2 separate regions of the Homo sapiens genome follow, and region 1 is linked to region 2. Evidence: chromatin loops called from intact Hi-C (ENCODE). Cell type or tissue: GM12878. All regions are shown on one strand. Links, peaks and the distances in the headings refer to the core of each region. The heading gives the core; the rest is flanking DNA. Region 1 overlaps MSH4 (mutS homolog 4). Region 2 overlaps LOC105378806 (a long non-coding RNA gene).

The links. Peaks named below come from ENCODE experiments on the same cell type or tissue, not always from the same donor. Only the 100,000 strongest peaks of a DNase experiment are listed, where the experiment ranks them.
Region 1: it touches region 2 in a loop (4-fold over the local background); 8 of 110 quality-filtered maps call a loop at or near these places.

The regions. Positions count from the first base shown.
Region 1 is chr1:75,900,822-75,916,978 of GRCh38, reverse strand. It overlaps MSH4 (mutS homolog 4), which reads right to left. Exons shown (of 20, transcript NM_002440.4): 20 at 3,737-4,283. The coding sequence ends at 4,092. Among named protein-coding and RNA genes, the nearest start is that of ASB17, 24 kb to the left of the region's middle. In GM12878, for the core only: a CTCF peak has its summit at 8,183 (motif pointing left); a DNase peak (open chromatin) is centred at 8,048.
Region 2 is chr1:75,971,993-75,988,149 of GRCh38, reverse strand. All of the region lies in intron 2 of LOC105378806 (a long non-coding RNA gene), which reads left to right. Among named protein-coding and RNA genes, the nearest start is that of ASB17, 48 kb to the right of the region's middle. RefSeq lists an enhancer at 6,387-6,446. In GM12878, for the core only: no CTCF peak of the experiment used is centred there; a DNase peak (open chromatin) is centred at 6,770; H3K4me3 peaks cover 467 bases; H3K27ac peaks cover 857 bases.

The sequences.
Region 1 (16,157 bases), core at 4,769-12,768, 73 kb after region 2:
CTGTCATATCTTATCTGATTACATTTGCAGTAATCTTATTTCCAAACAACATCACATTCTGAGGTACTGAGGGTAAGCACTCGAACATATCTTTTTTGTTGTTTTCACATTTAAAACATTTTTTGTCTTTTTTTTTTAAGTTCAGGGGTACATGTCCAAGATGTGCAGGTTTGTTACACAGGTAAATGTGTGCCATGGTGGTTTGCTGCACAGGTCATCCCATCACCTAGGTATTAAGACCAGCATCCATTAGCTGTTCTTCCTGATGCTCTCCCTCTTCCATCTCCACCCTCTGCCAGGCCCTGGTGTGTGTTGTTCCCCTCCATGTGTCCATGTGTTCTCATCATTTAGCTCCCACTATAAGTGAGAACATGCGGTGTTTGGTTTTCTGTTCCTGCATTAATTTGCTGAGGATAATGACCTCCAGCTCCAACTATATTCCCTCAAAAGACATGATATCTTTCAAATCAATGTCTTCTCTCCCTCATCAGCCACTCTGCCCACTCAACTCTTCTCTCCTCCCACACGCATCTGTCCTGTTCCCATCATTTCTACCTTTAACCCTCATCAACTCTACTAAAATAGTCTCTTAAACTATTTGGTCTCCTTGACTCTGGTTTCAACTGCCCATTTCAAAATCATTCATGCTAACACCCAGATGATCTTATTAAGATGCAAATCTAATTATGTTATACCACCATTACTACTACCACCATCCCTTGCCAATCCCCCAAGGGCAAACATGCCTTAAAACTCTACAGTGGTTTATAGGAGAAACTGATAGAAAGCACCTAGCTTCACTCTCTCATATGCACTGTATCCTCTAGTTAAACTAAGCTGCTCACTGTTTCACATATCTTTACTTACACATATGCTGATCTATCTAAAATGCCTTTTCCTTCCTTAAAACCCAATATATTTTATCCTCTAAATTCCCTTTGACCGACAAAGGTTACATACGGTTGGTTCCATTGCCTTAAACATTCCTCTATTATGGCACTTATCACATGATGCTCCAATCCTAATATATGTGCTTTTTTCTCTTTATTACACCCAAGGTTCTCAAGTCAAATGCCCTATCTCTTGTACCTCTAACACCTAATATGTTGCCTGGTCCATAGAAAATATTTACTGAATTAGATTTGTTTTATAGCTTTCTAAAAGTAATACTTACTCTAAAACTTTTGCTTGAAGGAACAGATTTTAAAATGTGCTATCAGAGAGGCTAAAAGCAGTTAAAAATAGAAAAAAGAAATAAAACATCACTTCTGGTTAAAAAAATTATCAGAATAGCTTTAAAATTTGTTTAAAAAGCATTACTCACTGCACACCTATTAAAATGGCTCAACTGAAAAAAGAAAAGAAAGCTGACAATACTAAGTACTAGTGAACATGAGGAGCAACTGGAACTCACACATAGCTGATGAGAATGAAAAGTGATATAGTCACTCTGGAAAAGTCTGGCAGCTTCTTATGAAATAAAACATACACTTAACGTATGACACAGCTATTTTACTCCTATTTAATCTAGATAAATGAAAACTTATGCTCCCAAAAAACCTTGTATAGGAAGGTTTATGGTAGCTTTATTCATAATCGCTAAGAACTAAAAACCCAAATGTCCCTCAGTGAATGAAAGGACAACAAACTCTGGCACATATAAACAATGAAATACTTGTCAGCAATAAAAAGGCACAGCAACATGTATACATTTCAAAAGCATTATGCAAAAGAAGCCAGTCTCAAAAGGTTACATGCTATATGGATTCCATTTGTTGGACATTCTGGGAAAAAATAAAACTATAGGGAAAGAAAACAGGCCTGTGATTGCTGGGTTAAAGTTAAGGGTCAGGGAAAGATTTGACTACAAAGGAACAGCACTAAGGAAGTCTTTTGGAATGATGGGAGGGTTCTCTATCCTGATTTTGCTGGTGGTTATGTGAATCCATAAATGTACTAAAATTCACAGGACTGTACACCAAAAAAATTAATTTTATTGAATGTAAATGTAAAAATAAATGCATTACTTCCTAGGCATGAGAATAAGCTGTGTTTCTTCTCCATCCCCACCCCCCCATATTTTACCCCTAAACTTGAAAAAGACTATCTTATGTAGGATTTTATTCTATGAGGAGAAAGGTGGAACAGGCTAAAATAATGGCTTTGTGGTGGAAATTAAAGGAGTTTGCTAACACATTATGAGCATTTACCTTGAAAGACTGGATTATGAGATAATGATCTATAATATTAGAAAAAGGCAAAGGCAAAGAGGAACAAAAGAGTAGAGCAAATAGATCTTAAAATTAAGAAATGGATTATCTCCCTAGTATTCACCTTCATTCTGTAGTACCATGACATAATAATTATATCTTTATTTGATTTGGTTTTTTGTATGTTTCTGCTACACACAAAATGGTATAAGAAAAAGTAATTTAATTTTAAGAAGATATAAACCTGTTTTTATATCAGTATCTCAATTCTAAAATAAAAGACATTAATCATTTGGCTGCAGTTTTTGCATCAAAAGCTTTAATTGATGAAAAATTTCTTAAAAGTCGGGTGGAATCTAACATTGAGGTTACATCTAAAAAGAAGTTAATGTATTTGATGAAATGATATTCAGCATATTTGATATGTTGCACTCGTCTCTGCTTGCCTGTTTTTTTCCCCACTGCCTACTCCCTTTCTACCTTTTATTGCTTTCCTCTCTTTTTTTCCTGCCACCCCAAACAATCTGCCATGCCCTTTTCCTCCTCAGTGTCTTCTTGAAATTTGCCACAAGCCTAAATTACCTAACTGCCTTTAGAAATGACCACATAAGGCCAGGCACAGTGGCTCACATCTGTAATCCCAGCACTTTGGGAGGCCGAGGCAGGCGGATCACCTGAGGTCAGGAGTTCGAGACTAGCCTGGCCAACATTATGAAACCCCGTCTCTACCAAAAATACAAAAATTAGCCAGGCGTGGTGGTGGGCGCTTGTAGTCCCAGCGACTCAGGAGGCTAAGGCAGTAGAATCGCTTGAAGCTGGGAAGTAGAGGTTGCAGGGAGTCGATATCACGCCATTGCACTCCAGTCTGGGGAACAAGAGCGAGACTCTGTCTCAAAAAGAAAAAATATAAAGAAAAAGAAATGACCACACAAAATGTAATTCATTTCAGAGGCTGTGAATTAAAACATAGCTAATAGTCAAATATAAATATTGTGATATTTTTTCTAAAACATGACAATAAGGAATATAAGTAATCTAACAAGACATTTAATATATATTGAATTGAATGTAAAACAAAAAATAATTTATATTTACTTTTCCAAAATAATATGTGTGCCATTTAAATTATAACTTTTTCAATATACTTGGCTACTAATATTTACTTAGAATGCTGAGTGTTTAATAAAGTCAACAAACATTAATATTAAATGTTATAGAATAAAATATGGCCCTAAGTGGTCTGTGAATAATATTGGTGGGTCAAATTATTATGAATACTGTAGCTTACTAAATAAATGTTTCAAATGTATAGCTTGAATTCCAGACACTTAGTTGCCCAAGAAAAGAATAACTTGTCTATGTTAGGCCTTTATGCTGAGATTACTCACTTAGCAGCGTGATTCCAAAATTACTCTGATGAACTTCAGAACCCTCCAGTGTTGGAAGTGGGGGTACTGATTAATAAATTGTTGAGTTATAGGGCATTATTACTTCAGAATAGAATGTAAAAGAAAAGCTCAAAAAAGTTTCCAGACCTAAAAAGAAAGGTGTTTATTAAACTAGGGTATTTACAATAATATTTTAAACTATAACTTGTAAGTATAAATGAACTTAGGTCTTAATAATGTGAATTTTTGTGAGAAAAAAGTGGTGTATTGTATTTTCTCCTAACATAAAAACCATTCCTTTAAGTAGTTCTCATTTGTTAAGTTATAATAAATATTTTTCATATAGAATATATAGATGACAATTGTGATGTTAATATAATGTAATTTTCAATTAAAATATGAAATTTGGCAAATGTTATTTTCCTTATCTCTAAGGAGAAAAATAAATTCTAGGTTCCTTGAATTAAGATATATTATTACATTAGAATTGTGATTATTCTTCAGTCTTTTCTGGAACTTGTTCAGTCCTGGGAAAATCTTCTTTGTACTTCTTCTTGAGGTTACTTAAATATATTCGTAAACTGTCTGGATCCAATTGAGAGTTTCGAGCAGTTTGAACAAGCCTAGTGGCTAGATGGTACACAGCTCTCTGTCTTTCCATCTCAGGGGTACTCCTTTGGTTTTGCTGTCATTGAAAAAAAAAAAATATATATATATATACACAAATACCATAATTTTTATTTAAACCACATGTTGGCAATATTCTATCTCCTTCCATAGACATATGGAACTCAAGGGTTAACTAATTCCTTTGAACAAATCAGTTTCCTCCAACAAGGAAAGAATATACAAGAAGAAATAAAAGAAATATTGTATTTGAAAGAACATAATTTATTCTGAGTATTTGTTACTTTATCACAGATCTTATGTTCTTGAAATCACTTTTCAATGAAAAAAATTATGCTAAATAGGTCAGATTTCTCAACATAATACCGAAAAGTAATAGAAAATCCACCAGAGATAGACTCTACAAACACTTTCCCATTAAAAAGGTATGGGAAAACAGCATTGTTCATTGCTATGTGGTAATATACTTTTAAATGATGCCAAAGAGTACTACTCTGCTATCTCCTACTTTAATTCCCCAACAGATAAACTGGTACACAGAATGGGTCATCAGAAAATTGCTTGCCCCTAAAGAGAGTACATATATAGAAACTGCTGGAGCCTAAGAGAAAATACTGCCTGAGGGGTAAATTACATTTTAAAAATAAATAATATGAATAGCTATTTAAAATCATGCCTTAATTTTTAATAAACTAAACTTCGGGATACCCAAGAAATAATATGTAAAACAGGAATGTAGAAGTCCTTTAGATGCTTGGTCTTGAATAGAACTTCAGGACTGCAAATATACCTAGAAAATTCTTATTTCACCTCTTTGCCTGAACTAGATAGAGAAATCAGCATTTTTAATCTTAACTTTTTATGGAAAGTCTTAGTGAGTTTCCCTGAAATATAATCCCTTCAACTCATAATAGCAAGCAACTCCAGATTTTTTTTTACTTTTCACTATAGGAAAAATGAGTAAGATTTTATGAGGTAGAATAAGATTACCATATATTCACCCATCTATCTATTTGGTACACAGATCAATTACCAATTAGTCTATTATTTTAAGAAAGTTATTGAATATCTACTATCATCTATGTTCCAGGCCTCTAAGCTTACGTTTATATATCTATGGGGGATACAAAAATGTAAACCTCACATGATAACAGAACTCAAGGAGCTTACAGTCTTAATGGTTAAAAAAACAAAAGGCTTGTTGTAAGCAACTGATTATAATAATTAAGAAAAGTCCCATAAAACAGCCATAAAATACTCAGAGGAAGGGAAACTCACTTCCAGCTCAGGCCAAGAAAAGCTTGAATAGGATGGAGTATTGAAATTAATCCTGATAGATAAAACAGCCTAGAAGAGGGGGTATTCCACAGAGGAAACAGTTAGAGCAGGTACATTTGAAAGCATGGTACACAATCAGGTCAATATGATGAAATGGCAAGTAATTCAATGTAGTAATGACAAGTAATTTAATTTACAAGATTGAAATTGCAGAAATGTAGATTACGTGAAACCGAGTGATATTATGTAAGGGAGGTGTAGAAAACAAAGGAAAATCATGAAGCAGAAGCCAATAAGCTTTACAATCACGTAAAAACTGGTTAAGAAGGCAAATCCCTGAGCCACAGAAGATCCTTGACAATCTAGTATGGTACCCTGTATCTCAGGCAATTCTAATGCAGGTAATTCTAAAATATATTTTGAGAATTACAGAGGACTTTTTACACTAGACAAAGGAGTTCAACTTTACTTTGTAATAAATCATTAAAAGTTTCTGAGTAGGCAAACTACATAATAAAAACTATGCATTAGGAGACAATCTGGTAGAAGTGTATATAAATAGATTGAGAGAGAGAGAGAACTTACTGCATAGTCCTAATGACAGGTGATTAAGAGGAATGATCCATATATGACTTTGGTGAGTCACTGGGAGACTTAAAGGTGAAGAGATAAGAGTTTTTTTTAGAAGATGATAAATTTAACTTTGGCTTTTAAACATAGATTAAGATATGTAGGAGAAATATGGAGAAAAATATATAGATTCAGAGTTGAACAGAAATGATGATGGACGCTGTGAGAAAAGATGAGATCACCAAGTGCAGATTTTAGAAAGAAAAGAAACAAGGGCAAAAATCTTAGAAACTTTTATATTTAGTAAGTGGAATAAGAAAAAGTAATGATGATGGCTGGGTGCGGTGGTTCATGCCTGTAATCCCAGCACTTTGGGAGGAAGAGGCGGGTGGAATGCTTGAGCCCAGGAATTTGTTAAAAACCAGGCTGGGCAACACAGTGAGACCTTGTTTCAAAAAAAAGAAAAAAAAAGAAAAGAAAAAGTACTAGTGAAGAAGGGACAGAAGAAATAATCAAACAGGTAGGAGAATGAAAATATCCAGGAGAGAATAATTCCACATAGCCAAGAGAGGGCAGAATTAAGAAAAGAGAAAACAAGGGTAGTGTCAAGTGCCATAGAGAGATCATGGAAGATCAGAAGTGAAAAGAAGGACAAAGGATTTTATAATTAGTTGGTATTTAAGAGAAAACTTTGGGGAGAGTGATGACAATAAGACTCAGTTTAAACATGAGAAATGAAAGAAGCAAGCATGGGTTACTTTTGATAAGTTTGCAGTAAAAAGAAAATGAAATAATAGTTTGAAAAGTAGAGTAAACAGGCAGAATTTTAGGGGAGAAATCTAAGCATACTCTTAGAAAAAGGAAAAGCCTGTGACGAAAATATTAAAGATGCAAAAGAGAATAAAGGGAACTGAGAAGTAATAATAACTTAGTGGAGATTTTTTTAAAAGGTAGAATAGTTAACCTTCTGTCTGAAAGTCAGTCTCTTCCTCTGAGATAAGATGGAAGAGAGATGGAAGAAAAACAGAAATATTCAAAACAAAATTTTGAAGGAGGGGAGGTTCAAGAACTCATCAAGATGACCTCAAATTTGTTAAAAAGTAGGAGGCAGATTATCTGTAGAAAGTGAAGTGATTGAGAGTACAGGAAGAGTGAAACTGTTTCAAAAGAGTTATCGTAAAAGAAGCTAAATAATAAATAAAAAGAAAAAAATACAATTCTCATCACATACCATGGCCTGTCAGCGGGGGGAGGGGGTGGGAGGCAAAGGGAGGGATAGCATTAGGACAAATATCTAATGCATGCGGGACTTAAAACCTAGATGACGGGTTGATGGGTGCAGCAAACCACCATGGCACATGTAAACCTATGTAACAAACCTGCACGTTCTGCACGTGTATCCCAGAACTTAAAGTATATACTAAAAAAAAAAAAATACAATTCTGGATATCAACAAAATGGCAGAGTAGAAGCAGTCTGCCTTTGCTCTCCCCACAGAGAACCAAAAGCAAATATCTGGAGCACAGATTAACACCAGCAACATTTTAGAAGCCAAATCTGAGGCTGAAATGATAGTTGGGAGACAGAGAAGTGAAAAACTCTGAGCAGACTATAAAAAGAAAGAAAGTTCTCTATCTGCAATGTCCGTGCCCCAATCTGCCAGGCATCATGCACAGAAAATTCCTCCCAATCTCATTTGTTCTACTCTGGAAAAAGTGAGATTGAGGTGGATAGCCAGCTTCCCCACCATCCTGGGTTCCCTTGCAGAAAAATCATTCCTGCCTAAACCCACAGGAAGCACCACTAGTGCCTGGAGGGAGAAAACCGCCTGAGGGCAGCTAGAGACAAAAAGGGGAGTGGAATTAGAAACTCCAGCCTGTAAAACTACTCCTCATTTCAGTCGAAGGAGACACCAAATCAGTGTGGATGTACAGCAGCACCATGCTAGAGGAAGCAGATGCCACAGGTCATCTGGGTATAAACCCCTAGCCAGCCTTTCCACACAGCTGAGGTATCCCCTCTAAGAACCCTACCATCTGAGATGTGTAGTACTGCAAACATTTGCCAGAGCTGAGGAAATTCTGGGCTTAAGGTGCCATCTAGTGCTGAAAATGAGGCAGCAATCTAGGATTAAGGGGAATCACAGACAATTGCAAAGAACTTCTAAGCAAACATACAACCTAGAAAGTCCAACAAGCGAGACACTGAAGATAAACTGATCCTTCATTGCAAAAACATAGATATATATCCACAAGGAACAAGAGCAAACAGGAAACTATGATCTCCCCAAATGAACAAAGCAAGGAGCTGGTGATCAACATCGTGGTGAGATGGTGATACGTGAGCTCTAAGATCAAGAATTCAAAATAGCAGTTTTAAGAAAATTCATGAACTCTAAAACAGCACAGAAAAAGCAACTGATAAATTTATCAGAGAAATTTAATAAAGAGATTAAAGTTTGGCCGGGCACATTGGCTCACGCCTGTAATCCCAATACTTTGGAAGGCCAAGGTGGGCAGATCATTTGAGGTCAGGAGTTTGAGACCAGCATGGCCAACACAGTGAAACTCCATTTCTACTAAAAATACAAAAATTAGCCAGGCATGGTGGTGCACACCTGTAATCCCAGCTACACAGGAGGCTGAGGCAGCAGAATTTCTTGAACCCAGGAGGCAGAGGTTGCAGTGAGCTGAGATCACACCACTGCACTCCAGCCTGGGTGACAGAGCCAGACTCTGTCTCAAAAAAAAAAAAAAACAGATGAAAGTTTTTAAAAATCAAATGGCAAACAGATTTGAAACCCTGGAACTGAGAAATACATTTGTTGAACTTAAAAAAACTACAGAGGCTCTCCAAAAAAGAAATAGATCAAGCAGAAGAAAGAATCAGTGAGATTAGCCAGGCACAGTGGCTCATGCCTATAATACCAGCACTCTGGGAGACTGAGGCAGGCAGATCACTTCAGCCTAGGAGTTAGAGACCAGCCTGGCCAACATGGTGAAACCCCGTCTCACTAAAAAAATTAGACAGGCACGGTGGCACATGCCTGTAATTCCAGCTACTTGGGTAGCTGAGGCACAAGAAATACTTGAATCCAAGAAGCGGAGGTTGCAGTAAGCCAAGATATAGTCAGAGGGAAAAAAAAACAGAATGAAAGGAATAAAGACAGCCTGAAAGATTTTATACATATATATATATATATATATATATATATATGTATAGAGAGAGAGAGAGAGAGAGAGAGATACACCGTGGAAGAGCAAATCTAAGATTCACTGGTGTTCAAGAGAGAATTGAGAAAGAGCAAAGAGTAGAATGCCTATTTAAAGGAATAAAATGGAAAACCTACTAAACCTAGAGAAATATGTTAATATCTAGGTACAAGAGGTCACAGAACACCAAATATATTCATCCCAAATAAGACAAGCCAAATGATATAATAATCAAACTCTCAAAGGTCAAGGACAAAGAGAATCCTAAAAGCAGCAAGAGAAAAGAAGCAAATAACATATAAAGCAGCTCCAATTCATCTGGCAACAGACTTCTCAACAAAAACCATATAGATCAGGAGGGAGTGGAATAACAGATTCAAAGTGCTGAAGGGAAAAAAACTGCAAACTGAGAATACTATACCTAGCAAAACTTTCCTTCAAACATGAAGGAGAGAAAAAGTCTTTTCTAGACAAACAAAAGCTGAGGAAATGCATCATTACTAGACCCATATTATAAGAAATGTTAAAGGGAGCTCTTAAATCTGAAAGGAAAGAATGCTAACATGCAAAAGACAAACAAACAAACAAACTTGAAGTTTAAATGTAAGTACATAAATTCAGAATACTCTAATACTATAAATGTGATGTGTAATCTACTCATATCTCTAACATAAAGACTATAAGACACATTTATTAGCTGGGCGTGGTGGTGGGCGCCTGTAGTCCCAGCTACTCAGGAGGCTGAGGCAGGAGAATGGTGCGAACCCAGGAGGCAGAGCTTGCAGTGAGCCAAGATCGCGCCACTGCACTGCAGCCTGGGCAAGAGAGTGAGACTCAATCTCAAAAAAAAAAGAAAAAAAAAAAGACACGTTTATGAAAATAGTAACTACAGACACCTTTAAAGAAATAGACAATATAAGAAGGTGTAAATTGAGACAAGAAAAAATCAAAATGTCAGGGGAATGAAGTTAAAGTACGGAGTGTTTCAGTTTTTCCATTGTTTGTTACTTTCTTCTCTCTATGGTCAAAACTAAGTAGTTATCTGTTTAAAATAAAGTGTTATAGCTATAAAATATTTTATAAGCCTCATGAAAATCATAAATTAAAATATATATATTTAAATTTATATAATATATAATATATTATATATTATATATATTATATATAATATATACATATTATATATTATATATATATAATATATAATATGTATATATTATATATAATATATATAATATTGTATATATATTATATATATTAAAAATATAAAGCAATGAATTAAAACATACTACCAGAAAAAATTACTTAATCAAAAAGGAAGAAAGAGAGCACTTACAAAACAACCAGATAACAAGTAACAAAATGGTAGCAGTAAGTCTTTATCAGTAATAGTATTGAATGTAAATGTCCTAAATTCTCCAATTAAAAGACATAAGAGTGTCTAAATGGATTAAAAAAACAAGACTTAAAAAAACAGGAGTTCAAGACCAGCATGGACAACATGGTGAAACCCTGTCTCTATTAGAAATACAAAAATTAGCTGGGTGTACAGGCGGGTGCCTGTAATCCCAGCTACTTGGGAGGCTGAGGCAGAAGAATCGCTTGAACCTGGGAGGTGGAGGTTGCAGTGAACTGAGATCAAGCCACTGTACTCCAGCCTGGGTGACAGAGCAAAACTCTGCCTCAAAAAAAATAAAAGAAATAAAATAAGATCTAACTGTATGATGCTAACTAGAAACTCACTTCACCTACAAAGTCATACTAGACTAAAAGTAAAGGGATGGAAGAAGATATTCCAGATAAATAAAAACCAAAAAAGAGCAGGAGTAGCTATGTTTATATCAGATAAGATAGACTTCAAGTCAAAGACTGTAAAAAGAGACAAAGAATGTTATTCTATAATAATAAAGGGGTCAATTCAGCAAGAGGACATAACAATTATAAATATATATTCACCCAACAGTGGACCATCCAAATATGTAAAGCAAAAATTCATAGATATAAAGAGAAATATAGACTGCAATACAATACTAGTAGGGGTCTTCAACATTCCATTCTCAGTAATGGCCAGATCATCCAAACAGAAAATCAACAATTAAACACTGAAGTTAAACTACACTCTAGACTGCCTGGACCTCACTGACATTTGCAGAACATTTCATCCAACTGCTGCAGAATACAAATTCTTCTCATCATCACATGAAACAGTCTCCAGGATAAACAATACATTAGGCCACAAAACAAGTGTCAATAAATTCAAAAATGTCGAAACCCTATGAAGTATATTTTATTCCACAATGGAATAAAACTAGAAATCAATAACAGAATGAACTTTTGGAAACTATATATATAAATACATGGAAAATAAACAACATGCCCCTGAACAATCAATGGGTCAATAACGACATTAAAAAGAAAAATTTAAAAATTCTTGAAAAAAATACATGACATACTAAAATCTATGACATACAGCAACATATTGCTAAGAGAAACGTTTATAGCAATAAACACCTACAACAAAAAAGTAGAAACATTTAAAAAAAAACAACAACAACCTAACGTGGTACTTCTCAAAGCTAGGAAAGCAAAAACAACAAGCCAAACCTAAAATTGGTAGAAGAAAAGAAATAATAGAGATCAAAGCAGAAATAAATGAAGTTGAAACTAAAATAAATACAAAAGACAAACAAATCTTTACTAGACCAACTAAAAAGAGAGAAGACCCAAATAAAATCAGAAATGAAAAAGGAGACATAACAATTGATACCACAGAAATACAAAGGATCATTAGAGACTATTGTAAACAACTATATGCCAACAAATTGGAAAACTTAAAAGAAAGAAAGAAATTTCTGGAGACATACAACTTACCAAGATTGAAGCATGAAGAAATAGAAAACAAGAATAGACCTATAATGAATAATGAGATTGAAGTAATAATAAAAAATCTCCCTTCAAAGAAAACCCCACAGTATAGGGAGACCCCCATCTCTGCAAAACAGTAAATAAATAAAAATTAGCCAGATGTGGTGGTGTGTACCTGTGGTCTCAGCTATTTGGGAGGCTGAGGTAAGAGGATTACTTGAGCTAGGAGGTCAAGTAAGCAGTGGGCTGGGATTGCACCACCACACTCCAGTCCAGGCAACAGAACAAGATCCTGTCAAAAAAAAAAGAAAGAAAAAGAAAAAGAAGAAAAGCCAGTACCTGATGACTTCACTGCTGCATTATACCAGATATTTTTAAAGAAGAATGAATAGCAAGTCTAATCAAATTATTTCAATTAATTACAGAGGAGGGAACACTTCCAAACTCATTCTATGAGGCTAGTATTACCCTGATATCAAAACCAGACTATGAAACAACAAATAAAGAAAACTACAGGCCAATATTCCTGTTAAACATAAATTAAGAACCCAACCAAATACTAGCAAACCAAATACAACAACACACTGAAAAGATCATTCACCATGATTACACGGAATTCATCCCAGGGATGCCAGAATGATAAAACATATGCAAATCAATAAATATGATATGTCATATTAACAGAATCAAGGACAAAAACCATGTGATCTTTTCAATAGATGCCGAAAAAGTATTTGACAAAATTCAACATTCCTTTATGACAAAACGTCTCAACAAACTGGGTGTAGAAGGAACACACCTCAAAACAATAAAGGACATACATTACAAACCCACAACTAAATAATACTATGGGAGTAAAAATGGAAAGTCTTTCCTCTAACTTCTGGAACAAAACAGGGACACCCACTTTCACCACTTTTATTCAACATAGTACTGGATGTCCTAGCCAGAGCAATTAAGCAAGAGAAAGAAACAAAAGGCATCCAAACTGGAAAGGAAGAAGTCAAAATATCCTTTTTACAGATGACATATTATACTTAGAAAACCCTAAAGACTCCACCAAAAATATAAAAATCAGTGACATTTGTATACGTCAATAGTGAACAAACTGAAAAAAATACAAGAAGAAATCCCATTTATGGACTGGAAGAATAAATATTGCTATAAATGTGTTCATTGATTGGAAGAATAAATACTGCTAAAATGTCAATACTATTCAATGTAATCTATAGATTCAATACAATCCCTATCAAAATAACAGACATTCTTCACAGAAGTGGAAAAAAATCCTAAAATTTATATGGAACCACAAAATACTTCAAATAGTCAAAGCAACCCTGAACAAAAAGAACAAACCTAGAAACATCATGCTATCTGACTTTAAAATATACTACAAAGCCATAGTAACCAAAACAACAGAGTCCTGGCATAAATACAGACACATCAAAAAATTGAACAGAACAGAGAACCCAGAAATAAGTCCAAGCATTTACAGCCAACTCATTTTCAACAAGATACCAAGAAGACAGTCTCTTCAATAAATAGTGCTGGGAAAAATAGATAACTATATATAGAAGAATGAAGCCAGACTCATATTTCTTACCATATATAAAAATCTAATCAAAATGAATTAAAGACTTAAATGTAAGACCTGAAACTATGAAACTACTTGAAGAAAACATTGGGAAATGCTTTAGGATATTAATGTGGGCAAAGACTTTTTGGGTAAAACCTCAAATGTGCAGGCAATAAAAGCAAAAATACACTTATATAATTACATTATGTTAAAAAGCTTCTGCATAGCAAAAAAAAAAATTAACAAAGTGAAGAGACAGCCTACAGAAGGGGAGGAAATATTTTCAAGCTCTCCTTCTGACAACCAAATTAAGCAAAATAATAACAAAGAAATAATAACCAAAACATCTAAGTAACTCAACTCAATAGCAAAAAAATCCCACCAAATAAACCCAATTAAAACATTGGCAAAACATCTGAATAGATGTTTCTCAAAAGAAGACATACAAATAGCCAACAGGTGGTGGGAATGTAAATTAGTTCAACCTTACGGAGATTTCTCAAAGAACTAAAAGAACTATATATATATATATATATATATATATATATATATATATATATATATATATATATATATATACATACACATATATAACACCTGTACCTAGTTCATCACAGCACTATTCACAATAGCAAAGTCATAGAACCAACCTAAACACCCACCAATAGTTGACTGCATAAAGAAAACCATGGAATACTAATAGCCATAAACAAGAATGAAATCATGTCCTTTACACAACATAGATGGAGTTGGAGGCCATTATCCTAAATGAACTAACTCAGAAATAGAAAACCAAATACTGCATGTTCTCACTTATAAGTGAGAGCTAAACAATGGGTACACATGGACATAAAGATGGAAATAACTGTCACTGGGGACAAAAGGGGGAAGGTAGGAGGTGGCAAGGGTTAAAAATTACCTATTGGTTACAATGTTCACTATCTGGCTATTGGGTACACTAGGAGCCCAACTCACAGCAGTATGCAATATACCTATGTAACAAGCAAGCACATGTACCCCCTCAATCTAAAATAAAGTAAAATAAAAATAAACAAAAAATAGGCAATGTGGATATATTATTGCAACTACATCATAGTTGTTGTGAAAAGGGGCCTTTAAGAACAAGAAATGAGTACATTGCTCCACTGGAAAAAAATTCAGGGAAGTTTCTTGGGGAAGTTCACATCTGAGCTAGGTAAAAATGTTAAATAAAAATTATATGGATGAGGTAGATGGAGGAAGAGGAATTAAATTCTTAGCAGAGGGAACAACATAAGTGAAATAAAAGATTAAAAAACAAAACAAACATATAGCCAACAGGTATATGAAAAAATGTTCAACATCACCAGTCATTAAGGAAATATATATCAAAACCACAATGAGATATCATCTCACCTAGTTAAGATAGCTTTTATCCAAAAGACAGACAATTAACAAATGCTGGTGAGGATAGAGAAAGGGGAATGCACATACACTGTTGATGGGAATGTAAATTAGTATTGCCACTATGAAAAATAGCATGGAGGGTTCTCAAAAGACTAAAAATAGCACTATCATATGATCCAGCAGTCCTACTGCTGGGCATCTATCCAAAAGAAAGAAAATAAGTATATCAAAGAGATGTCTATATTCCCACGTTTATTGCAGCACTATTCACAATAGCCAAGATATGGATCAACCTAAGTGTCCATTAACAGATGAATGGATAAAGAAAATGTGGTAAATATACACAATGGAATATTATTCAGCCAAAAAAGAAAGAAATGAAATCCTTGCATTTGTAGCAACATGGATAAAGAATCACTATGCTAAATGAAATAAACCAGGCACAGAAAGACAAATACCACATGTTCTCACTCATATGCCTGAGCTAAAAGAGTTGATCTCATGGAGGTGAAGAGCTCATTGATGGTTACTAGAGGTTAGGAAGGGTTTGGAGGAGGAAGGAGATGAATACAGGTTGGTTAATGCGTACAAAAATACAGTTAGATTGAAGAAATAGTCTAGTGTACGATAGTTCAGTAGGGTGACTATAGTTAATATGTGTCGTATAGTTCAAAATAGCTAGAAGATAAGAATTGCAATGTTTTCAACATGAAGTAAAGATAAATGTTTGGGGTGATGGCTATCCCAACTACCCTGATTTGATCATTACACATTGCATGCAAGTATCAAAATATCACATGTAGCCCCAAAATATGTACAACTATTATCAATTAAAAAAAGAAAAAAATCACAATTATCCAGTAAAATATTCAACTAAAATCAGAATATATGAATTTGCAGTGGATAAAAATAGCTTGTTTCGAATATTTTTCAAACTTCATTAGGAGAATCAAAGCCTACTAGAAGGCTAGTAGAGAGGTGGTCCATAATTGAAATGTGGTAAGATGAACTCTAAAGAGTTAGGTAATAAGAGCTTCTTCAGAGT
Region 2 (16,157 bases), core at 3,057-11,056:
GTATAAAAAGATAAATAAATAGGCTATTGTAATCAATTAAGATTTATTCCCTGAGTTCAAGAATGGCTTAACGATAGAAAAAGTCTATTCATATGATTTTACCAATTAAAATGATTCTTAAAAATGACCATCTCAATGGATGCAGAAGAAAACATTTGATAGAATTCAACATTCATTAGTTACATTTTAAAAAACTTAGCAAACTAGGAATAGAAGAAAGATTTCTTAAAACAATAAAGAATGTATACCAAAATCTATGGCAAACTTTATACTCACTGATATACATTATACATTAGAAGTCTTTCTTTTAAAATCAGAAACTAGAAAAAAAACACCCTCTATCATATTTCTATTCAACATTGCAATGGATGTTCAAACCAATACAGCAAGACAAAGAGAAATAAAAGGACAGTAAAATTTTAAAATCAGATACTTTATTATCAGATGATGTGGTCTACAGAGAAATTACTTAAAATTAATAAATTATTTACAGTTGATAAATCATTAATAATTTATAATAATTTCCCCTGAAAATTTGGTGAATGGAAGATGAATATATAAAACTTAACTGAATTTCTAAACATCAACAGAAAAATGTATTTTTAAAAGATACCAGTTATAATAGTAACAAATATATATATATAAAAGATACCCAGAAATAAATTCAAACCAAAGATGCAGAAGACCATTATGGAGAAAAATTTGTAAATATTAAAAGATACTATAGATATCTCAAACAAATGGTAAGATACACAATGTTTGTGAATAAAAAGACTCAATATCATAAAAATGTCAATTTTTCTAAAATTCATTCATTAATCCAATGTAATTTCAACTGAGATTCCAAAAGTTTTCATGGATTTAATACTATGATTTTTGGCCAGGCGCGGAGGCTCAAGCCTGTAATCCCAGCACTTTGGGAGGCTGAGGTGGGAGATCAGGAGATCAAGACCATCCTGGCTAACACGGTGAAACCCCGTCTCTACTAAAAATACAAAAAATCAGCCGGGCATGGTGGCAGGTGCCTGTAGTCCCAGCTACTCGGGAGGCTGAGGCAGGAGAATGGCGTGAACCCAGGAGGCGGAGTTTGCAGTGAGCAGAGATCGCGCCACTGCACTCCAGCCTGGGTGACAGAGCAAGACTCTATCTCAAAAATTATATCTATATCTATATCTATCTATCTATATATCTGTCTATCTATCTATATGATTTTTAAATGTATATGGGAGAACAAAAGACCAATAACAAATATAAAAATTTTAAAGAAGGAAAACTATTAATAAACCCAAAGTATTACAATTTGCACTTTCAGTTCATTACATATCATAAGGATTGAGGGATTTGTCCTACTTAACATCAGTATTATTTTCCTATTTGTCCTATTTAACATAAGTATTATTTTCTATCTGTAGTAAGACAGTATTAAGACAGTGTGAGATTTGCCAGAGACAGACAAAAGACCAATGGAACAATGGGGATCCCAGAAACTGACTCATGCATATCTAGAATCCTAATATAAGACATATGCAGCATCAAAGGTTATTGGGTAAAGGATAAAGTATTCAAAAAATCATGCTAATTCCATCACAACTTGGTGAAATGAAAAAAAACATACTAAAATAATCAATTTTTTCAATGTGGAAAAAATAAAAGTATACTCCTACTGCACACTACAAACAAAATAAATCCCAGGTGATTAAAAACCTAAATGTAAAAACCCAAGCTTTTAAAAATTAGAATATATTGACCACAGGTTTTTGTGATTCTCACACAAAACACGAAAATCAAAAACCATGAGGAAAAATATTAATAAACTCAAGGTATTAAAATTTGCACTTTCAGTTCATTACATATCATAAAAATGAAAAGATAAATTAGACAAATGTTTTGCTCACATATATCTACAAAACTGTTGTTCCCATAATATCATAACATTAAAAGTCTCGAACAAATTGATAAAGAAAAAGATAAACAACTCAAATGGAAACTAAGCAAACAATACTAACAGACAATACTAGAAAAGAACACCCAATGACTAATAACACTCGCTCACATAATAGATATTGAGCAACTGGACCGTGAATGCACTGTGAGTGGTTCTGTAAGTTAGCAGGGTCACTTGGAGAGTCGCTGCTATTTCTAACAAAGTTGAAAGTGAGCTCATGCTTCAACCCACCAATTTCACATCTAGGTATGGACCTCAGAGGGCACAGTATTGTCCCTTGGGGGAATGTGGAAATTTGTCAGCCCTCACCTGATTTCAAATTGCAAAATCTACTTCCACTCAAAAAGATACTAGAATGTTAGCAATTTTATTTTGAAAATATGAATGTAATGGGTTGTACCTATTTAGCTTTATAAAAGGAGATTCCTTTCTGTCTTTGCAAGCTCTTAGTGGATTGCTTGTGATATACATCCCACTCTGGTTTAATATTTATTTTAAAAATAAAACTGTTTTCTTTCTCAAAAAAAAAAAAAAAGAAAAGAAAGAAAGAGAGAAAGGAAGCTTGGCCTAGCACCAATACTTGCTTCTAGCCCCAAGTGGCTCCAGAGGAAAAGGTGAGTTAAATAGGTATGGAGTGGCCCAGTCTTGCCATGGACCTCCAGAATCTTAGCTTCAGGAGACTCCACAACACCCATGGACATTTGAGATGTCAAGAAGCGCTGCTTGGAGATTTATCAGGGACATAACTGCAACTCGTGTGAAGTCCAGAGGGTTTTGCATGGGAATAGCTACAGTGGAACACAGCCAGGGACACTTATCCCCAAGGTTTCCACACTCCTCTAGATAGCTCTGGCCTTCTTTGACTATTGGACTTGGACAGAAAAGAGTTATCTTGCCCTTGGGATAGGATCAGTCTGATCTGAGCATCCCCCTGTCTGCCAGCATTTCCCTGGGTCCCTGCCTGGCCATACCTGCTTGCAACACAGTGTCAATGCCCAACCAGGACACTTCACAGCAGCCACTACCATAGCTTCTTCACTGGTAGACTCCACAAACCATCAGAGAGCTCCTGCAGACAGTGCCCCCCGCAACCCCGGCATGCACCTATCTGTAACCTCCCCCAGTTGCCTTAGCAGTGCATGCACATGAGCAGACCTTGCCATCCCAATCAAGTGCTTTTGCCAGCACCCCCCACCCCTGCCCATTGGACTGTTGTTGGCAGTGGACCAGGAATACCTCAGCCCCTCAAGCAGAGCAGGTGCTTAACCTCAAGTGGCCAGAGAACAAAGCCATGGGCCTGGTCCCAACTTCCCAAAGTTAGCGCATGCAGCACTGGAGTCCTGAGCTGAGTCTTGGCCCCCTGAAATTGTCCAGAAATAAAGCCAATCAACTGAATCCAACTTACACCACAGTCAAACCCTTAAGAGCATCAGAGAATATAAAGAGCTCTGGTGACTCTAAAAGCCACAGTGTCTTCTTACTTCCAAATAACCATGCTAGCTCCCCAGGAATGGTTCTTAACCAGGTTGAAATGGCTGAAATGACAGACATAGAATTCCATACAGAATGGCAATGAAGATCATGAGATTCAGGAGAAAGGTGAAAACCAATCCAAGAAATCTAAGGAATCCAGTAAAACATTACAAGAGCTAAAAGATGAAAGAGCCATTTTAAAGAAAGTACCAAACTGATCTGATAGAGCTGAAAAACTCACTATAAGATTTTCATAATACAATCAGAAGTATTAATGGCAGAATAAACCAAGCTGAAGAAAGAATCTGAGAGCTCAAAGATCAGTTTTCACATCAACTCAGTCAGACAAAAATAAAGAAAAAGGAATAATGAATGAACAAAACCTCTGAGAAATATGGGATTATTTAAAGAGAACAAATCTACAAATTGGTACACTTGAAAGAGAGGAAGAGCGAACAAGCAACTTGGAAAGCATATTTGAAAGTATTATCCATGAAAATTTCCGCAACCTCACTAGAGAGATTGACATTCAAATCCAAGAAACTCAGAGAATCCCTGTGACATACTAAACAAGACGGCCATCCACAAGATACAAAGTCATCAGATTCTCCAAGGTGGAAATGAAAGAAAAAAATGTTAAGGGCAGCTAAAGAGAAGGAGCAGGTCACCTGCTCCATCAGACTGACAGCTGACTATTCAGAGTAAACTCCACAAGCCAGAAGAGATTGGAAGCCTATATTCAGCATCTTTTTTTTTTTGACGGAGTCTCACTCTGTCTCCCAGGCTGGAGTGCAGTTGCGCAATCTCGGCTCACCGCAAGCTCTGCCTCCTGTGTTCATGCCATTCTCCTGCCTCAGCCTCCTGAGTAGCTGGGACTACAGGTGCCTGCCACCATGCCCAGCTAATTTTTTGTATTTTTAGTAGAGATGGGGTTTCACCGTGTTAGCTAGGATGGTCTCCATCTCCTGACCTCGTGATCTGCCTGCCTCGGCCTCCTAAAGTGCTGGGATTACAGGCATGAGCCACCACGCCTGGCCTATATTCAGCATCTTTAAAGAAAATAAATTCCAACCAAGAATTTCATATCCAGCCAAATTAAACTTCATAAGTGAAGGAGAAATAAAATCCTTTTAAGGAAAAGAAATGCTAAGGGAATTCATTACCACCATACCTGCCTGACAGGAGGTCCTTAAGGGAGTAGGAAGTGATCAGTTGGAAACCATGCATGTCAATGCCTCTATCTGGATGTTCAGCAGTACAAGAAAGGAAGTGGAACAGGAGCTGCAGCTGCAAAAAATGTCATGATTGAAGTTAAGCTCTTTTTTTGGTTTGTTTTGTTCTTATGAAGGAAGGACTTCTAAGCTGATGGTAGGAAAAGAAATAATAAAGATTGGAAATAAGAAATATAATTTTCTTGTCATTCTTTGAAAATAATTACATTCTTTTCTCATGTACATCCTGAGAAGAGGGTATAGTCAGTGCAAGTCATTTAAAGTCTCCTTAGTGACACCAGCAAGAAACAGAATAGGTCTTAGGCTCCATTGCTTCCCCACCCAATGTTTAACTAGCAACTACCGACAGATCAGAATACTTTTTTGAAAACCCCAATACTTGAATACAAGCCTGAGATTCCATGTTTCACATAACTGCATGAAAACTGAAATCAAAGTTTAAAAAGAATGGCCTCAAATTGAGCATGACACCCCTTTCCCTCCTCCTGCACAACACCAGACTGAGAAGATGGCTTGGGCCCACAGTTTATACAGGGAGAAAAGAGGACTAGAGGCAGTCATCCAGCTTTCCTAGCATTCTGAGATGTATTCCAGGAAATTCATTCTGGTCTCACCTTATGGGATACACTGTAGGTAGCAATAATGGCTAGACCACCCAGGGTTAAGTAGGAACAAAGAAAGGAAGTAGAGGTCATAGTGACTAGCATGCAGATCTTGGTAATACCTGTGTTCCTACCAGCTGGGGTGCCCAATCAGAGATATCCATCAACTTCATAGCCTATCTGCAAAGCTGAACTGGTGACCTTCAGAAGCATAACAAGAAGTTAATCTAGCTTGAGTGACTAGACAGCTAGTCTCCATACCCAGCCTCAGAGACCTCCCCAGTTACCCTGCCCAGGCACAATGATACTCACCTCTGCCCATTTTGGAGAAGTGTAGTGACCAGGCCTGCTTGACCATGGAAGTAAGCAGTGGCTCCACTCATACAAAAAGCCTGCCCAATGTTCTGCCCAGGCAGGGAGATTCTCATTGTATTAGTCAGGGTTCTCCAGAGGGGCAAAACTAATAAAATATATGTATATATGGAAGGGAGTTTATTAGGGAGAATTGGCTCACACAATCACAAGGTCAAGTCCCACGATAGGCTGTCTGCAAGCTGGGGAAGAGAAGCCAGTAGTGGCTCAGTGAAAGTCAGAAAGACTTAAAACTAGGGAAGTTGATAGTGCAGCCTTCAGTCCATGGCCAAAGGCCCAAGAGCCCCCAGCAAGCCATTGGTGCAAGTCCCAGAGTCCAAAGGCTGAAGAACCTGGAGTCTGAGGTCCAAGGGGAAGAGGAGCAGAAGGAAGCATCCAGCATGGTGTGGAACCACTGAGATTTGGGAATTAATATTAATACAACCTCATTCAACACACAGGCAGCTAAGACCTGGGCTTATTTGAGCCACACGCTTGCACTTGGAACACTTACAGCTTCCCTTTATTTAATTCCTGTGAATAAGGAGCTGTTCCTATCAACTGTCATTAAGGTCACTTCTAGTTCACAAATGGAAGGAATACGTGAGCAGCTTCTGCTCAGATGGCCACAAAATATCTTCAAAGTAAAATTCCTTTCTCTTTCTATATAGATTCTTGCTATAGTAACTTCACAGTTCTGCCTAGTCTTTCTCAAGCTATTTTTGTCTCTTTTGTTTATTCTTATACAAACTATGTGTCTCATTGGCCCAGCTGGTTGGAATAATTCTCAGACACCTACACCCTGGTCTCTTACTGACTCCATGGCTTCACCTGTTGACAGGGCATTGGGGCTGGTGCACACATAAGAATGATGAGCCAAAACAGCTCAAAACATAACTAATTTGATAGCTGTAGCCTAATTCTCCAAACTTCCAGCCAAAGGCCACCAAAACCGTAGGAAAGAGGGAGATCCCTATCCCCTACAAAAGGTGAACGAAAGGGTAAGCTGTCCTCAGGCCGAAGTGAGAGTTCTAACCTCTATAGCTCCAATTCCTTGGAGACTTAAGGGTCTGCTTTTCTCGTCAAAGAAACAAAAACAGAGAGAGACACACACAGGATGTGAATGAACTCTAAAGTCCAGCAAGCAAACAGAAACTAGTTATCAGTCAATCAGAGAAACAGGAAAACAACAAGAAGAGAAATGCAAGAAAAGTAAGAGGGGCAGATAAGGTGGATGCTGGCAGAAGGAGATAGCAGGACGGGCAAGTGAGAGAGATCAAGAGGGAAGGGAAGAAGAGACAGAGAAGGGGACTGAGCTTGATCAGTGTAACCATGGTTATACAAGGAGTATTCAAAAATCTCATGCAAAAGACAAGACATGTGAGTCATGTACCTAATACATGACTTAAAACTCCTCCCGCTTGTGAAAGGTATGGAGCTGTACAGAAGGAGAAAAAGAGCAGCAAGTTTCCTGGGGAGTCCAATAATACTATGTAATATCTATTGGGAGAGGGCTGGTTTGATCCATTATCTTACCTGGAGCTGGTCTACAGTGGTTACCCAATAACATGTATTACCTAATTTTAAATTTTAATTGTTCTTGTGCCTATACTGTTTACATAAATAATATGCCAGGCGCGGTGGCTCACGCCTGTAATCCCAGCACTTTGGGAGGCCGAGGAGGGCGGATCACGAGGTCAGGAGATGGAGACCATCCTGGCTAACACAGTGAAACCCCGTCTCTACTAAAAATACAAAAAATTAGCCGGGTGTCGTGGCGGGCGCCTGTAGTCCCAGCTACTCGGGAGGCTGAGGCAGGAGAATGGCGTGAACCCGGGAGGCGGAGCTTGCAGTGAGCCGAGATAGCGCCACTGCACTCCGGCCTGGGTGAAAGAGCAAGACTCCGTCTCAGAAATAAATAAATAAATAAATAAATAAATAAATAAATAAATAAATAAAATAATAATAATACATTACTTTGGTCATTAACAGTCAGTATATTAGTATTTTGGACTGGAATGGAACAGAATACTACCTGAAACAAATATATTTGTTTTCAATAAAGTGATTTTCTGTTTATCAGCTGTATGAGTCCCTCAGGGTGCAAGAGGCTGAGCCCATGTACCCTTAGAAATCACAGGCAGAGTCTGATACACAAAGGAGGAAAGACCAAAGTCGGGGAACCCTTGGTTGGCCCCCATAGGCAAGCGGGTATCTTTCCAGTTTCACTCCCTCCTCTTATTCTAGGTTCCTGGAACCCGTTTTTTGACTCATCCTCTGAACTCTCTGACCCGTATTTTTCAGTAGCCGCCTGTTATTAACCTATTTCTGACTATGGGTCTTTGCTGCTGAGTTTCATTGGAAGGTTCCCCTACCTCACTATTTCCACAGCCATCCCTCATCAGCAGCTGCTGCTTGGCTGTCTTCTTTCCTGGTGGATACCACCTATAGGCTCCCACGACCTTGGCCGCACTTCAAACCTGATGACTCAAAGTCATACTAATCGATTACAATACCTATTTTGTCCCCAAGACTAATGTTGACCATTTTCCTTCATGCCTATTAGAAGTCTCACGAGGCACCCCCCCAAAAACTTGTACAAATCAAACATCAAACTCTTATAGGGTTCAGCAAATAACATAAATGACTGAAGCAATTGGGTAGGGAGAGATTAGGACATGGTGGAGACTGAGACAAACCAGAGAGTCCAAATCCCATCTCAAGAAGGTATACCTGGCAGGGCATGGTGGCTCATACCTGTAATCCCAGCACTTTGGGAGGCCAAGGCAGGTGGATCACCTTAGGTCAGGAGTTCGAGACCAGCCTGGCCAACATGGTGAAACCTCGTTTCTATTAAAAATACAAAAATTAGCCAGGTGTGATGGCACGCACCTGTAATCCCAGCTACTTGGGAGGCTGAGGCAGGAGAATTGCTTGAACCCGGGAGGTGGAGGTTGTGGTGAGCTGAGGTCGTGCCGCTGCATTCCAGCTTGGGTGACAGAGCAAGACTCCCTCTCAAAAAAAAAAAAAAAGGTATAGCCATAAGTTGGCTTGGATCAATTTTTGTCACATGGGAACAAATCAGAGCCTAGCCTTTCCAGATCCTTTGAGTGTTTCATAAATCTCTCAATTTCTTTTTAAGCTGGAAACTAACATTTAAAAAATATATACTGTTATGAACTAACACTATGAGGGCTGATATGCTTAGGATATTTGTTTCCTCCAAATCTCATGTTGAAATGTAATCTCCAGTGTTGGAGGTGGGGCCTGGTAGGAGACGTTTGGATCAGGGGGGTGGATCCTTCATAAATGGCTAGTGTCATCCCCGTGGTGATGAGTGAGTTCATGCAAGATCTGATTGTTTAAAAGTATGTAGAACCTCTCCTCTCTCTTGCTTCCAGTCTTGCCATGTGACATGCTTGATCCCACTTCACTATCTGCCATGATTGTAAGCTTCCTGAGGCCCTCACTAGAAGCCAAGCAGATGTTGGTGCTGTGCTTATACAGCCTGAAGAACTACAAGCCAGTTAAGCCTATTTTCTTTATAAATTACCCAGCCTCAGGTATTTCTTTATAGAACATAATATTGGCCTAATACAAGGGCCAAACAAAACACATTTTCAATCCTAGGCTGTAATGTGTGACATGTTGCTTAATAACAGAATTGTCAACAGGGCATTGGCTTGCATATATGTGATGGACAACAGCAGTCAGACAGAGACCATGAGCCATAGCACATAGCAGAGCTCTCCACCTTTCATCATTTTGTAATGAGCAGCACAGATGGAAAAAAAAAAGAGAAAAGAATCAATAATGTATTTTAGGGGCACCTCAATTAGGCTACATAATAATGAACTGAATTCTGGGTTCTGAAGTAATTGGCAGCCCCAGAGAAACTAAATCCATGTCTCTGGACCCAGGGAGGTTTCATGGGTCTCAAACCCTTTGTTGGGGGTGAGGAGATTCAAAGTGAAGACATCATTAGTTGGAGCCTAGCCTTTGATTTTGTAACAATTAAAGTACTCAAAGAGTGAACCTTACACAAATGTGACAGGAGGAATTATGTCTACTTCTTATACACTAGTGACCACATGCCTTTCCCAAAAGATTCCTATAATCTTTGCACCCACTAAAACCTGTCCTTAAGACCTTAATTCACCACCTCCCAAGCAGTGTGCATAGGCTCAAGTTATTTAAATGAGTTTGCTGAAACCTTGATCCCCTCAGTCCTCAGGGCTGTCTGGTTGCCATGTGGCAGGCAGCTGAAGTCCCTGAGCCTGTCCCTTCTGACCACAAGCAGCCTAATTTTTTACCCCAATGCACCGTACACATATTATTATTTTTGATATGCCGCAAAGAGGATAAGATTAGGAAGTGCCGCCAACTCATCTGTCTGCAGGATTCTTTATGGATGGGTTTGCCCAGGAGGTGGACTTCACCTCTGTGTAGATGCTCTGCTCAGCTCTTTCCCTCCAGGATTGCAGCATTTGTTTCCCTGCTGCTGGGTGTGTTGGCAGCTGGCAGCTCTCAGCTGAGTCCCTCAGTGGGATTTGCCTTCCTCCGAAGAGTCACTTCATTCAAGGTCACTCTCCTCAAGGACACACTACATGCACTAACAGTTCAATGATGGCAAATGAGAATAAAAGTCTGGCCCCCTCTTTCCAATTCTAGCTAAGTCTGAAGAGCCACCAGCTTCAGAGCTCCTATAAGTTCAGGTGAGGCCTCTTTCAATACATCGCAGTTTAATTTCCCCTTCTGCCCAATCCTGCTTTCCTTGCTTCCTACAGTTGTTGAACCTAGTAGCACATTCAACAATCCTCCTGCATGCAAATCCCTGTCTCAGAGTTGGCCTCCTGGAGCTGACCTGCGACAGCCTCCTGATTGAATCTCTCTTTCCTATCAAACTCATGCCCTCTGGAAACACATAGAAACATAACTAAGCATGGCTTTGCCATCTCAGATGAATCTCATTTCAACACCCATTTCCCATAGAGATTATTAGGGTCTTAAATTTCTTTAAGTCTTTTTTTCTCACATAGGTCATGAGGTCTGTCCTGTTTTTGCTATCCTAGATTTCTTCAGTGAGGTTTAGAGACCAAGTTTTACACAGAATAAAATAAAACTTCCAGTTCTAACACCCTCCCTCCATTTCGGGGCAGCCTCAGTTAGCAGATGTTGCTGTCCAGGAGTAGTTTCAGAATTGGATTGTCCATGATAGTATCCTCACTTAGATAATAATTACAACAATAACTATTATTACCATCAATTGTATACTTTCTGCATCATAAGCTCCACATGAAAAGAGTTTTTCGGGAATCTTATCTTTAACTTTTCCAACAAGCCCAATGAGGAAAGTATTATTAACCTTTCTGTAGAGAAATAGTCTAAGAGTCAAATTGCCCAAGGCCATACCATTCTGGAGCTGGGAATAAACGCAGGATCTTTTGTCCTAAAAGCCTGATCGTGGTCCTCTGCACCACTCTTTCCATGTCCTCTGTTACTCCTACTCCTCAGTTCAAAGTTCACTTTGGAGGGAAAGATTTCTAAGGACAGGAAGTTTTGTCTGTTTTCTTCTCCCTTGTGTCCAAGTGCCCGCAACAGTAGCTGGCATGCGGCAGATGTTCAATTAGTTGTTTGCCAAATGAACGAATGAGTTTTGGTGACACGATCCTGCCAGAATGGACTCAAACACTAAAAAATGCTGAGGAATGTCTGAACTCATTATTTTTGAGCAGGAGCCAGGGTGCTGCTACTCCACACACTGCTCGGTGCAAATTAGAAAAGGAGTCTCCTCCATGAGACACCTGTGAGGACATTGTTCTAGCATATGGATTTATTAGAGTGAGACACTTTACTGCCATCTGCCCCAAAATAATAAATGCACAGGTCTGTGATGTGGATAACATTCCCTTCAGTGCGGTGCTGCTGTGCACCTGACAACCCCCACAGCCCTATGTGGCTGCTCTGCCTAGGCTAGCCGGGCTAGTTTACGCATTTGTCTAACTAGACACTGGTGTCAGATTTGTCTTACTTTTTGACAGCTGGACTGTAGCCCACATTTGTGTTTAATTCCTTATTTAACGATCTTTTATCAATTTTGAGATAATGACCAAACTCTCAGAAAGTCTGTGAGATGACAGTCTAGGTATTACCTAGGCTCCCCACTCCATAAGCTTCATGCTTTCAGAAAGCTCTCTCATCACTCTTTGATGGAGAGCTATTTCCAAGAGCCATACAATTTCCTGACATTCTTCTTTACTTGTTGAAGACAGTTTCTCTTGAGAAAGTACAATATCTTAAGTACTTCAAAAACACTGTGAATGCCACTACTGCCCTTCTGAATCAAGCTTTCTTTCTCATCGGTAGTCTTCTCCTCTGACCTGCTTTTTACTGACTTTTACGCCCTTTGTCCCAGGCAGATAAAACACTGGTGTGGAAAAGGTCAAATTCAGCATGCCAAAATAATATATATTTCTATATTTCCAATGAAAAGAAAGGCAAATTGATAGATAATATTCATCAATCTATCTCTGAGTTTCCTGAGGAAGTGACACTAGAAAGGTGAGGTTATGAATAGTCTTTGATTATGGATGGCCAGATGCCAATGTATAAATCAATGGAGTATTTTATTTTATATACAGTTCTTTACAAACAAGGCCAGGAGAAAAATAAACAAACAAAATGAATGTAACAGGCTATCCTGCTGTTATAAAATGTAATAAGGCCAAGGAAGATCTCATAGGATCCAAAACTCTGTTTGGTTTATTATCCCAAGATAATAAATTGAACATGATTTAGCTGTATAGATACGTCGCAGTACAAAATTACCAACTGCATTTTGATGATCAATTCAGCCCACATGCCATGGCAACTAAACTAAATCTTAACACTGCAGGTAAACCTAAGTTAGGTAGACCTAAGCTGTTTTTTTGTTTGAGAATCCATTTCATGTTGTTTAATCTTTGGTTGGAGTATTTAACACATTGTATGGAATTTTCAGCTCACCCATCTATATTCTTCCCACTGGATTGGAAATTCCTTGAGGACAAGAAGCAATCTCCCACATTTTCATATTCCAAGTGATAATTATAATGCCCTATACATCATGGGTTTCCCAAATGCTTTGTGGGAGTCAGGAAGGTGTTTTTCCATTGGTGCAGAGGAATTAGACAACATTCTTTATTATGAAATCTTGCTTCAAGATATTAAAAAAAAAGATGTCATTAGTAGTACCCAGAAGGCTCAAAGGACATGTTTTTAAGAGAGTACTTTTTAACCTCACGGTGTTATCATTCATTGATTTCCTATAATTTATCCTGAATTTGCTGAAATTCAGTTTTCTCAGAAATCTTTGTATATTGTCCTATTGTGTTCAATGACTCAAGCAATGAAATGCATGGTCTTAAAGGGAGTCGTTGGCCCTCCCCATGCTGGGCATGAAGTGAATAAATAAAATTTCCCTAACTACTGTGCCAGAAGATGATTAACGATGCTGTGCAGCAAGTGTCATGGTGCTACAAAAATGGGGGCTTGCAGAAAGAAGCCCTGCCAAACAAAAGACTCATAAAATGCCTCTTCATCATGCCTGTAATCCCAGCAGTTTGGGAGGTTGAGGCTGGCAGATCAGTTGAGGTTAGGAGCTTGAGACCAGCCTGAACAACATGGTGAAACCACATCTCTACTAAAAATACAAAAATTAGCCAGGTGTAGGGGTGGGCACCTGTAATCCCAGCTTCTCAGGAGGCTGAGGCAGGAGGATTGCTTGAACCAAGGAGGTGGAGGTTGCAATGAGTCCAGATCACACCACTGCACTTCAGTCTGGGCTACAAAGTGAGACTCTGTCTTAGAAAAACAAACAAACAAACAACAACAACAACAACGAAAATCCCTCTTCATTATTCCATCACACTCAACAATAATCCAGTGGGAGCAGGGGGTAGATTATAGACCCCACAGCAGAGAACACCTATTCTGTGAGAAGAATGTAGTTTCCAGAATTTTCCAGCACAGAATGTTGTGATCAGGAGGGTAGTAAACACCACAGCTAACATTTGAGAGAATTTACTTTGCCACACACTTTGCTATATACTTGACGTGCATTTATCCTTGGAGCCACCCATGGAGGAAGGTACTCTTAATAATCTCTATTTTATAGATAAGGAAACTGAGGTTTATTTAACAGGTTAGTAATTTATTTAAGTTCTCAGGGAAAGTAAATAGCCAAGCCAGCCCTGAGCCCTAGTCTGTCTGCTGGAACTCTGCTCTTTAAGCAAGTAAGTGCATAAACAGAAACTAAGTGTGGTAAACAATACCAAGGCTCACCAATGTATTTGAGTTCTTCTCTCCTGAGCACATGGGAGGATTACATGACGCTACCCATACCCATTTCAGTTAGTTTTCATCTGTTTTTGGCCAACAAAATGACATAATACACTTTATTGCAGAAGCATTTAAAATTCAGAGTATGATTCTTCACTTCTCCTGACACAGCAAAGCCCGAAGACCCATATTGAGATGGCAGCATCACTCAAAGCACACTTCATGGCCAAGGATGATAATAGAGAAGAAAGTACGTCCTAGAGGACCAAGCCAAGGGCTGTGGGGATTAATGGACTGGGAGACTCTCCTAGAGATCTGAATGGAGTTAAATCAGGGAATATTCTCTACCTCCAATGTAGGAAATCAACACATGCCTAGTGAGTTTTCAGAATTGCTCCAGACCAGTTACTGTTATGTGTCTACCATTCTTCCTCTCACAGAATGTGAACATTTATTGACATTATCCTGTCCTAGTCTATAGGAAAGGTAGGGAGAGAGGGAGAGGTACCTCTTTTTAGTTCATAGTGTTTCATGGGGATTTGGAGTTCTCTCTCTTGCAGGGAGCAAGGGTAAGGAGTGTATTCTGGATGTGGGGGAAAAGGTGAATCTAGTATTTAGTTATTAGATTATGGTAGGAATTACAAATATTCCCCAATATTTCTCTTCTCTCCTTTTGGGAATACTGTGGATTATACTTCTCTGTTCTCTTGGAATTAGGCATAGCCAGTGGCTTGCTTTGGCCAATGGAATGAGAACAGAAATGATGTGCCACTACTGAGCAGGTGCATTTAAGATCCAGCTCATTATCCTCCATGCTTATTTCCACTGTCACAGCAAACCCTGAACCCTCATGTTGAAATAGAAATGTTGTAAAATGATAATGCTTCCATCATCCTGGGTGCCTGAATGAGCATTAATGAGCATTGTCCCTGCCATCACAAGTTAAGCATGTAGTATTAGAAAAAAATAAACTTTCATCTTTCAAACACAGAGAGTTTTGGGGTTGCTTGTTACCACAGTGTAACCTAGCCTATCCTGATGCTACCCTAAAACTTAGCCTTAAGAGAGCACCCAAATTTGAAGCTAATATCCCAGCTCAGAGTGGACTGCATGGGCCAAGAGCAGTGAAATACACTAAAAGACATCGTAGAATTAATCTGAACTCTTAGTCAAACTGATTACCACTTGCTCCTTAGTGAAAAAGAGATGAAATAGACCCAGTAGAGTTATTTGTAAATGCACAGAGATGGTAAAATATTTAAAATTTATGGAATCACAAAAATGCTTTAGTTCTCTGAAAAATTACCAGAGTTAAAGATCCCTGGCCAGGCACAGTGGCTCACGCCTGTAATCCCAGCACTTTAGGAGGCCGAGGCGGGCGGATCACGAGGTCAGGAGATTGAGACCATCCTGGCTAACACCGTGAAACCCCGTCTCTATTAAAAATACAAAAAATTAGCCAGGTGCGGTGGCGGGTGCCTGTAGTCCCAGCTACTCGGGAGGCTGAGACAGGAAAATGGCGTGAACCCGGGAGGTGGAGCTTGCAGTGAGCTGAGATCGAGCCACTGCACTCCAGCCTGGGCGACAGAGTGAGACTCCATCTCAAAAAAAAAAAAAAAAAGATCGCTTTGGGTATCCCCAAAGAAGACAACTAGGTAAGGAACACCTGATAGCACTGTTTCTCATGGTGTTTTGTTAACATCTTACATATGAATCACTAGGGTCCTTGTTAAAAATACAAATTCCTAGGCCCTACCATTGAAACCCACTGCTTTAGCAAATCTGTTTTAAGTAGCCTCTTTCTGTCTGTGTATACTAGATAATGTCTTGACTTTTCCTAGAGTTACATAACTCCCAACTCAGTAATGCCACAATCCCTTTAAATCAATAAAGGTTTAAGACCATTAACAATTTCTTAGGAGCTTATGCCCAAGCTAATATTTAAAAGGGACTTGTAATTACCTGGCCTTTAAGCAGGTATTCTTGGTGGACTGGCATAAGGAAGAACCTGTAATGGCCAATGAAATCAGTGTTTGAAATATCCCTTGGTATTATTGTCAAGAATATCAAGCACCAACCATGTGCTTATATTAACCATAATGCTAGTGTTAGGTACACAAAGGTGATAGTTTCATTTCTCAAGGAATTTTATAGGTACACAAATATATGAATATAGTTTATTCTCATTATTCATGAGAATCATATTCTATAAAGTCATTCCAAATGCTAAATTAT